Regions from separate parts of the Homo sapiens genome. Here region 1 is linked to region 2. Evidence: read pairs that join two places in POLR2A ChIA-PET (ENCODE). Cell type or tissue: A673. All regions are shown on one strand.

Region 1 (5,000 bases), 150 kb before region 2:
TATTCCTGAAAATAATATTGTAGCAAAAATGGTGTAATACTGCCAGGTTTGAGAGAAAGCTCTTTTAAGTTGCCATTACTTGGCAAAGTAGTACTATTGTTAAGAAAATAAAAATCTAGTTTTCTGATTTCTTATAGTCTTTCTTATATAAATGACAAATATTTTGGCTGAACTGATACACTGATGTGGTTAATTTGATTAAATGATATATTTATCTGATTATCTAACAAACTGAATAATATAGGCTAGCCAAAACCTTTCACATCTCACATGAGGAAACAGAAAATTGAGAGACACTAAGTGATTTGCTCAAGATCATGTACAGATTATATTACAGATTCCTGACTAGAACTCACTACTGCTGATTGTAAGCCCAAGTTCCTTTCCAATACATTACCTTCCTTGATTTTATCAGAATATTATTCAGTCAAAACCTCTGGCACATACAATCTAAGATTTTAGCACACCCTCTGATGGAACATCCTTCAACAGGTGAAACATTTAAGAACAGACAGGCCCAGTATTATAAACATGATTGCAAAGAGAAGTCCTAAGCTGACAGAAAGAGAAAATAATAAATGGTACCTTTTTCATCTCTAAACTCTCTAATTCCGAGAAAACACCCTAAAGCCTTTGCCTTGGTAAAAAATATTTGAAATGCCAAATCCAGTTATCAATTCATCTCTATGTGTGTCGGGAAGGATTACCACAGTTAAGTATATTCTAATCCTGTTTATACCCAGCATTACTCCTGATGTTCCAGTAAGAGTGCCTATTTTTATTTTTATTTTTGAAGTGACACTAACCTGAGAAGAAATAAAAAAACAGTATGTTTAAGCCATTCTTCAAAGCTCATCTCTATGAAGCTATTTGGATGGTAAAAAAAAAAAAACAAAACTCAGCAAGCTGCAGCTAAATTACATAGTCTCACCCTCACATTCTCTGAATACAAATAACAAACGAACGTGATATACTTACAGAGTTTGATAATCAAACTTGTAATTCTGCTTATTTTATGCTGTTCTGCCCTAGAATTGAAAATATAGACAACTAGTCACAGAGGGACACTTTTAATATTATTGTTTTCACATCTTCACATGACAGCAAGGGAGATCTCCTTGTATGGTATGGTGAATACAACATGGAATTTTTACATGACCAACTCATATACTCATTAAAGGTACTGAGATATCCATAAAGGTTTGAAGTGTTTGATAATGTCTGTTGAGTAAGTAAACTTGTTGTCTCAAGTCAGGTAGTACGCTGTTGGTTCTACTATAGATGATGCTTCATTTTAAATATCTTTAAAGGGCACACAGTAACTCTTTTCTAGGGTGTGTTTTGCCTCCAAATAATTATTAATAACACCCCTTACACTCACAAAGTGTTCAACATCATTAAATAGAAAACAATGACTAAGGTCTTAAAGAATGTTGAGCTATTTTTCATGACTTTAACCACATACTCACACTGTGAAACAACAAAATTAACATTTTCCAAATCTCGTATGTTTTTAGTTCCTGATTATTCCTGTGATTCAAACCACTTTAGTTTTCAGTTTTAGATTATTCTGTTTTACATTCAATTACCAATTTAGGAAGTTCATAATTGACTTGAGATCTACCATCTCTTGACTTGCCATAAAACCACCTGTATTAAGTATGAGGAAGTTTGAGATAATTACACAGGAAATTATGAAGTATTGGTTATTGTGCTTAGACCATTTAAAAAGCACGAAAGATCTTTAAGATCTCACATAGACAGAATTCTATACATATCTCTAATAAAGATCAGTTACAATTTAGTATTCAACTTTTGTAAGAAATTTTGTTTTTTTATAGCCATCAACCAGAAGACACAAAATATAATTACATTAAAGTAGTAAAAAATTAGCATGACATAAATACTCAGACCTCAAGGGTCAAAAAGCTAAATCGAGTCTTATAATTTTGTAGTGGTTATTCTGTTATTCTTGTTTTGGGTAATTGTATTGCTGGAACACTAAGGTTTTAACATCTGTGCACTTTGGATCACCTTAAGCCAGCTGGTTCCTTTCAAAACTGCTCATCTTTTGTTCTTCCTATGTTCTGACCTGGGCCCCTAGCCTTAAGACAGCAGTGTGCTTTCTGCAGCCAGGATATCCTCTTCAAGACTGTCAGACAATCTCAAATGATTGATGTGCTAGTCTGGTGCTCTGGTATTTTTCCCTTTAGTAAGACTCCAGTAAATCTACAGCTCATTCTATAAGAATGCTAATTAGATCACTTTTACTAACTTCATGCATGTTTTTCTTGTTCTCCTGTATCTTTGGAAGTGAGCTTAAAGTTTATAATACAGTGTGTTTCTAAACTGTTTTTTATAATATTACATAGAAATAAAATACATTTCCCACCAAGGGAAATAATTCAAGTGATGCACTCAATTGGCTCTTTTCTTTCTAGAACTGCACCATGCATCCTCACTATGCTTACTCTTATTGGGAGCCTGCTCTACCCTCTCTGAGGTCATGCCCCTTATTGAGTCATGGTGTTCTATCATTCAAAGCCAAAGCAGGGCAGAGTCAGGCTCTGTTAGGCTATCAGGCTTGTGTCTTTGCTGCAGAGCTGTTTTCACATAAAGACAGACCTCTATCAACCTCAGGGCATTAATTCTAAACCTATTGCCTTAACACAAATTGTACCACGTCTCTCAACCTGTTGATTTTGGCTTTGAATTTCATGATTGATTGCCCTTTTGGGGCCTTACATAACCTCCCATTCTGAGGCTAAGAATTGACTTTCTGGCTTCAAACTTTTGCTTTCATTCTTGACCATATTTGGACTTTATCTCCAAATAGGTTACCTCCCTCAGTAAAGTTCAGGTCACTATGGTTTCCAGAACCTGTAATTACCTCAGCAGAGCTCTCTGCAGAGAACACACCCAACATGTTCAGTCTGATTCCAGAAGTCAGGCTCAGACTGAGAAAAGTCAGGAAGCAAAAAGACTGGGTGGATGTTGTCACGTGGCCCTTAAGAACAAAGGCAGTTTCAGAGCGAGGTGGCCGAGAGGAAAGAGAGCATTTCAGGGATAAAGAAAAGTAGATAGGAAAGTCTGGGCAACTTTAGGGCTTTTATAGTATGACTGTGCACAGTACAATCACAAAAATATGTTTAGTTCAAGTCATTTAAAAAGCTGTAATCTAGTATATTTACATTAAATTGTTTCCTTATTAGTGGCAAGAGAAAAACTGATAACCACACAGTAGAGAAACTGGGCACTACTCTGACTAGGTCATCAAAATTAACATCCCCGTTGAGGGCAGATGGATATAGTGTGCCTCCTGATGTGACACCCTGAGAAGAGCACATCATCTCTCACTCTGTATTGGGCACAGAACATGTCACCTCAATCTACCCACAAAGAAACATCATGTAAAACCAAAACAAAGAATTCTCTATTATTAAAGATGGAATTACAGTTTTCAAAAATTTGAATGCTATAAAAGCAAAACAAAGCTTTATAGAAATGCTCCAGATTAAAGGTGACTGAAGAGACTAAATGTAATACCTGATCCTAGGTTGAGTCCTAAAAACAGTCCCGACCCTGTTTTTCCTGAGGAAAAACAACAGTATAAAGGATATCGTTGGGTTAACTAACAAAATTGAAATACAGATGAAGGATTAGAAAAATGCATCAATTTTAACTTTACTTGTATATAAAACAATATTTTTATTTTTAGGAAATTTTTATTTTTAGGTATTGTAGTATATAGGAGTAAAGGACCATGCTACTACTTTTCAAAAGGTTCAGAAAAAATGTGTTGTGCATGTGTATACACATATACATATATGCATATCTTATGTGTGTGTATATATATGCATATATACAAACACACACACACATATATTCAGAGAGATAAAAGAGAATGAGTGAGCACAGTTATCTGGTAATGCAGATGGAGCAAATGTCAGCAACAGGTGAATGATGGTACAAAATATATAGATATGTGAACATTCTAGTATCATTCTTATTCATGCTACTTTTCCGCATGTCTGAAATAACTGCACAATTAACCTCTGAGGAAATAAAAACTTCTGGTCAGCCATGGTGGCTCACACCTGTAATCCCAGCAATTTGGGAGGCTGAGGTGGGAGGATTGCTTGAGGCCAGGAGTTCAAAACCAGACTGGGCAACATGGTGAAACCTCTCTACAAAAAATATAAAAATTAGCTGGATGTGGTGGCGTGCGCCTGTAGTCCCTGCTACTCAGGAAGGTGAGGTGGGAGAATCACCTGAGCCCAGGAGGTTGAGGCTGCAGTCAGCTATGATCCTGTCACTGCATAAATAAATAAATAAATAAATAAAACCTCTAGAATGTCAAAAGCTTCTATGATTTACCACAAAAAAGTATGTGAGGTGATGGATATGTTAATTGGCTTGATTTAATCATTCCACAATGTAAATGTATAGCAAAATATCACATTGTATCTCATAAATGTATACAATTTTTATTTCCAACCAAAAATAAAATAAAGTAACCCTCCCAAAACAAGCAAAACAAAACAATTGTCAGGTATGGTGAGGGGTGGGGAAGACCTGAGGAAGGCAGGGGAATTTTTACAGTAACAGAAATCTCTTAATTTAAGTGCCTGGTGGCCAAAAAGAAAAAAAAAAGTACTTGGATAACCCATAATTGGAAAGACAATTCCTACCGAAATGAGTTTATACCTATACCCAGAGAAGATTCTTTCTTCTTTATATGCCATAAACATTTAGGAGCTGAGATAGTTTGTATTTTAAGGAGACATATGTAAAAATGATTTTAGGTCTTAGTGCTTCTGTTATTTGTACTTCTACACACTAAATATAATAAATGTAATTTGAATGTAACAATAAGAGGATCAACACTATGGAGATAGCAAATATATGCTTATCTGAAAGTTAGCAGATAAGGAAGTACTGCCAAAATAAACAAGCTGAGAGTGAGAACGGACATTCAAAGTACATTATTGTGTTACTGG
Region 2 (5,000 bases):
AAAGGGCAAAATAGATATTTAAAAGATAAAGATCTACCACATAGTCAATCTACGCCTTAGAAAAGACATAGCTAGGTTCGGGTCCTGATCCCTGACCCATATCATTTGGGAGAAAAAGTCAGTAAATAAACAATAGCAATGGAAGTGTCAGCAGAGAAAAAAAGAGAATGGCTACTACCATAAAAGATGTACTGAGACAGCATAAAGACAGCCAAATGAATCACCTTGTGTCATAGCTGAAATAAAACCAAGTATGCTACAGGAAATTAGTAATATAGACTCTGGGACCCTATCCCTACAAATTTTTTAAACCAACTCAACTGAGGTATAATCATGTACAATCAACTGCATACAGTTAAAATACATAATGCAATCCTTTTGGATCAAAACCAGTGAAACTGGTACTGTAATCAAGATAGACATCATTTCAGTTATTCCCAAACAGTTCCCGTGCCCCTTGCAGCCCAATTCTCCCTTCAAACCTGGAGAGAGATAAGGAGAGAACCTAAAGAATGGGACCAATGTTTCTACCTTAAATGACTATTAACTGAGAAAGAAAATATATACATGTTTTAAAAGAAAATACTCTGTTTATTTAGTTTTGCATATGTTGTATTCAATTTGTTTGCTAGGTATCTTTGTGTGGCTCATACTGTCACAACAAAATACCATGTAGACTGGGTTGCTTAAACAACAGAAATTTACTTTCTCACAGTTATGGAGGCCAGAAGTCTAAGCTCAAGATGCCAGCATGAATTCTCTGGGACTCTCTTAAGGCTTCTCTTCCTGCCTTGTAGATGATCGTCATCTTGCTGTGTCTTCACATGGTTCCAGGGGTGGCAGGGAGAAAGTGCAAACTCCTTTCTGGTGTCTTTTCTTACAAGGATACTAATTCTATCATGAGGGCCTCACTTTCATAACCTCATCTAAACCTAATTATCTCCCAAAGGAGATCCAAATACCATCCAAATACATCTCCAAATACCATCACATGTGAGGCTAGGGCTTCAACATATGAATTTGGGTTGGGGGGCATAATTAGTTTATAGCACTATCCAAATAGATAAGACTATTAGGTACACTGAATACAACTCTGGTGCTCAAGACAGTATAGGAATATATGTGGGTGTTGTCAGTATATACTTGAAGCCACGGGAGCAAACAAGAACCTCAAGAAATAGGATATAGGGTGAGAAGAGGGCTGAGTGGAAGACACCGGGGGTACACCAACATGTAAGGAGAGGTAAGGGAAGGAAAACCCAGTGAAGACGTTCGAAAAGAGTGGTCATAATGACAGAAGATATAATCAGGATAAAGTAACTGTGTGCACAAATATACAGAAAATTTTGATGAAAAGGCAAGGACAAAGTAACAACATTACCAAGTACCCAGTATGCACTAAGATTTATGTTAGGTACTTTGTTTATCTTATTTCAGTTATTCCTCATAACAATCCAAAATACTATTAAACTGATTTCATATGTGAAAAAACCAAGGTGATTAACCCATTCAAGTTAACAAAGCTGGTAAATAAAACACCAAGCCTTTAAATTAAGGACCATCTACCAACCACAGCTGTGCTCTTTCTTACTGACATAGTACCATATGCTATAGAAACTTCAACAAAACCATTGTATTTTACCATTAGGGGGTTGATTATGACCATTTAGGAGAAAGCTGCAGTCATGATTAACAGAAAAAAGAATAAACATCTGAAGGAAAGACACATACACTGCCAGTTCTTCAAAGAATGAATTTCAGATCCTCAGAGGAAAAAAAAGTATAATTAATCAGTGAATGAATATTTATTACTAAATTTAATAGAATTTGGAGATTTTAATTCATATTAAATTACATTCTTGTCATGAAGATAACCAAAAGCTAATCAAGTAGTAGAGACCAAACGGGAAGAAAATAGAAATTAAAGATAATAATGCTAGTAACTGAGAACTTAGAGACAAAGACTGGACCCTAAATAGGCTGGCACATTGCTAAACCACAGGGGCTCTCCGACACAAGTGAGACTATTCTGCTTAGGCCATTATCACTATAAATGATGATATATAAGTTCATCTCAGGAAATAAAGTCAGCAGTAGCATCACTGAGTATTAGAAATAGCAGTGCATAATGTCATTAAACATTTATATTAGTATTAGTTACTGCTCTCAACAACGCTCTGAGGTGGATTATCATTATCTTCCTCACTTTGTAAATATCGGACATTAACAGATTCTTACAAAGTTAACTATGACCAAATTAGACAAGCAGGCATCACAGGCCCATTTGTTGCTTAGAATACTTTTCTTCTCCAATCTCTGTCAATATGAATCACACCTGCAGGATTGCTGGGAAGCTAGTCCAGGCAGCTGTCTGACCTATGTCGACAATTTTAACAATAGAGACGGCACTTCCTAAAGCAAAGAGATACTCACAAACTGGTAAAAAAAAAAAAAAAAAAGGTTCATTACTAGAACTATTTCCACACCTATCTGTAGGCAAAAGAACAGTTATACCAAGAATTTATTCAGAAAGAGCCAATAAATATATCAATACAATGTTTAAGAATCCAAGAGCTGAATCTAGATGATCAACCATGGTTCTCAGAATACTTATTTATTTATTCATTTATTTATTTATTTGAGATGGAGTCTCGCTCTGTCGCCCAGGCTGGAATGCAGTGGCGTGATCTTGGCTCACTGCAACCTCCGCCTGCCGGGTTCAAGCAATTCTCCCGCCTCAGCCTTCGAATAGCTGGGACTACAGGCGCGTGCCACCATACCCTTAATTTTTTTGTACTTTTAGTAGAGATGGGGTTTCACCATGCTGGCCTCAAACTCCAGACCTTGTGATCCTCCTGCCTTGGCCTCCCAAAGTGCTGGGATTACAGGCATGAGCTACTGTACCCAGCCAGAATACATTTTTGTTAATGTACAAAGAAAAGCCACAGCAATCTTCAAGTTCCTCCACTGAGGCTGGGAAGCACTATGTAGTAAACAGTTGATTTTTGCAACTGGGAGTGCATGGGAGTATGCATGCACATGCACATACATGCTGTATATGTATCAGTCAAGTGCAGCCTTTGGTCTTTTAAATACAATGAAAGAAATTCTTAGTTGTGATCTTTTTTTTTTTTTTAAGGAAAGAAGGACCAAGTCTTCTTTTGGAAGTATACATGGCACACTGCTAATAATGATGATACCCTGGAGAGTGGGAATGGGTGGAGAATGAAGGAAGGGGGTACGGACTTCCACTTTTTACTTTATATATTCTTGTATTTCTTAAACATTTCTTTAAACCAAGAATATGTCAAAGGAAGCTATAAAAATTTAGGTTGAAAAAGAAAAAACAGGGTAATGTTTTTCAAAGAACCACTTACTCTCTTCTATATAGAAGGAAAGCTATATTTTCCCCCTAAAATTCCAGCATTTGGATATCCTAGGTAAAACACTTTTGAATTCTGAGTTAGGCTGCAGATTCAACAAAGCTCTTGATCCAGCACATATATCCATCCCACACAGAAATCCTCCCTATTGCTCCTCATTTTAGGAAATGGCACAACATGTATATTGTTATTCAGGCCAAAAACTTTAGATTCACTCATGATTTCTCTTTTCTTTATGACGTGCATCCTATCAATCAGTAGTTCTGTGAGCTTCACCTTCCAAAAATATCCCAGATTCCAACCACTTCTCATCACCTCCACTACTACCACTCTAGTCCTAATGACCACCACCCCTTAATTTGACTATTACCATAGCTTCCTAACTGGCCTCCCTAAGTCCACTCTTCCTCCCTACAGTCTATCTCCACAAACAGAGTGATCTTTCTAAACACAAGCCATGGCATGAAGCTTCCCCAATTCAAAATCCTTCAGTGACTTCCCATTCTATTTAAGAATAAAATCCAAGCTCCTTGCAGATAGCCTTAAAGGTATTTATGCCTGGACTCTGCCAACCTCTCTGACATCACCACCAACTACTGCACTCCCAAGTATACTCCACTGATGCACACTGCAGTCCTTACTGCTCCTCAAACACCTATGCTTGTTTCCACCTCAAGGTCTCTGGGCTTACCTTTGCCTGTGCCTGTAAAACACCTTCCCTAGAATTTATGTGGCTTATTCCCTCACTTCTTCCAGGTCTCTGTGAAAATATCTCAGAGAGGACTTCTCTTTCTAAAATATCCCTCCTAACCTTTCACCATCACTTTCTATGTCCTTGCCCTGGCTTTATTTTCTTCACAGTACTACCTAAAATTATATCATTTTTTAAAAATTAAATATTTATGTTTAAAATGTCTGTCTCAGCTCCATGATGGTACTTGGTCCCGTTCCCACTGTAATCTCAGCTCTAGAAAAGTACCTGGTACAATATTAAATAAATATTTATAACTGAATGATGTGGACTACATAAAATTACAGTATTTCTGTACTTAAACAATGACCTAAAACAAAGGCAATAAATAGAAATAAAATTACCATTTGGTAATATACATAACAAAGGGTATCTTTGTCTTTCAAATCAATATGGGATGAATTAACACACCAGTAGTAAAAATGAGGAAAGGATATTAATAGGTAATTTTTAAGAGAATACAAATAACTAATTTCAACCTCTTAAAAAACAAAGAAAATATAAGCTAAAATTAGATACTTTTTGTCAAACAGATATATACGAGTATGTGCGTGTGTGTGTGTAAAATTTGATAAATACTCAGATTAAAAGTTGATGAGTGTATGGGGAATTGCATAATCTCATATGCCACCAATGGGGCTGTTATCAGTGCATCCTTTCTGAAAAATAATTTTGTAGTATGTATCATGAACCTTCATGATGTTTATTCTCATAGTCCCAGAAATTTCAAATTTATATCCAGAAATGCAGTCTATAAAAATAATTGTAAATGTGCACAAGTTATATAAATATTTATCATATTTATATTCTACATGTAAGTGAAATACAAATTAGAAAACCCTAAAATCCTAAACAAAAGGATGATT

Evidence for each region. ChIA-PET counts read pairs that join two places held together with the same protein. Peaks named below come from ENCODE experiments on the same cell type or tissue, not always from the same donor. Only the 100,000 strongest peaks of a DNase experiment are listed, where the experiment ranks them.
Region 1: POLR2A ChIA-PET joins it to region 2 with 14 read pairs; 3 of 35 experiments call an interaction of 5 or more read pairs at or near these places.

Annotation. Positions count from the first base shown.
Region 1 is chr15:35,303,915-35,308,914 of GRCh38, forward strand. It overlaps a transcript of DPH6 not described here. Among named protein-coding and RNA genes, the nearest start is that of MIR3942, 66 kb to the right of the region's middle. RefSeq lists a silencer at 4,854-5,000. In A673, no CTCF peak of the experiment used is centred here; DNase peaks (open chromatin) are centred at 2,157 and 2,497.
Region 2 is chr15:35,458,463-35,463,462 of GRCh38, forward strand. All of the region lies in intron 3 of DPH6 (diphthamine biosynthesis 6), which reads right to left. Among named protein-coding and RNA genes, the nearest start is that of DPH6, 85 kb to the right of the region's middle. In A673, no CTCF peak of the experiment used is centred here; no DNase peak of the experiment used is centred here.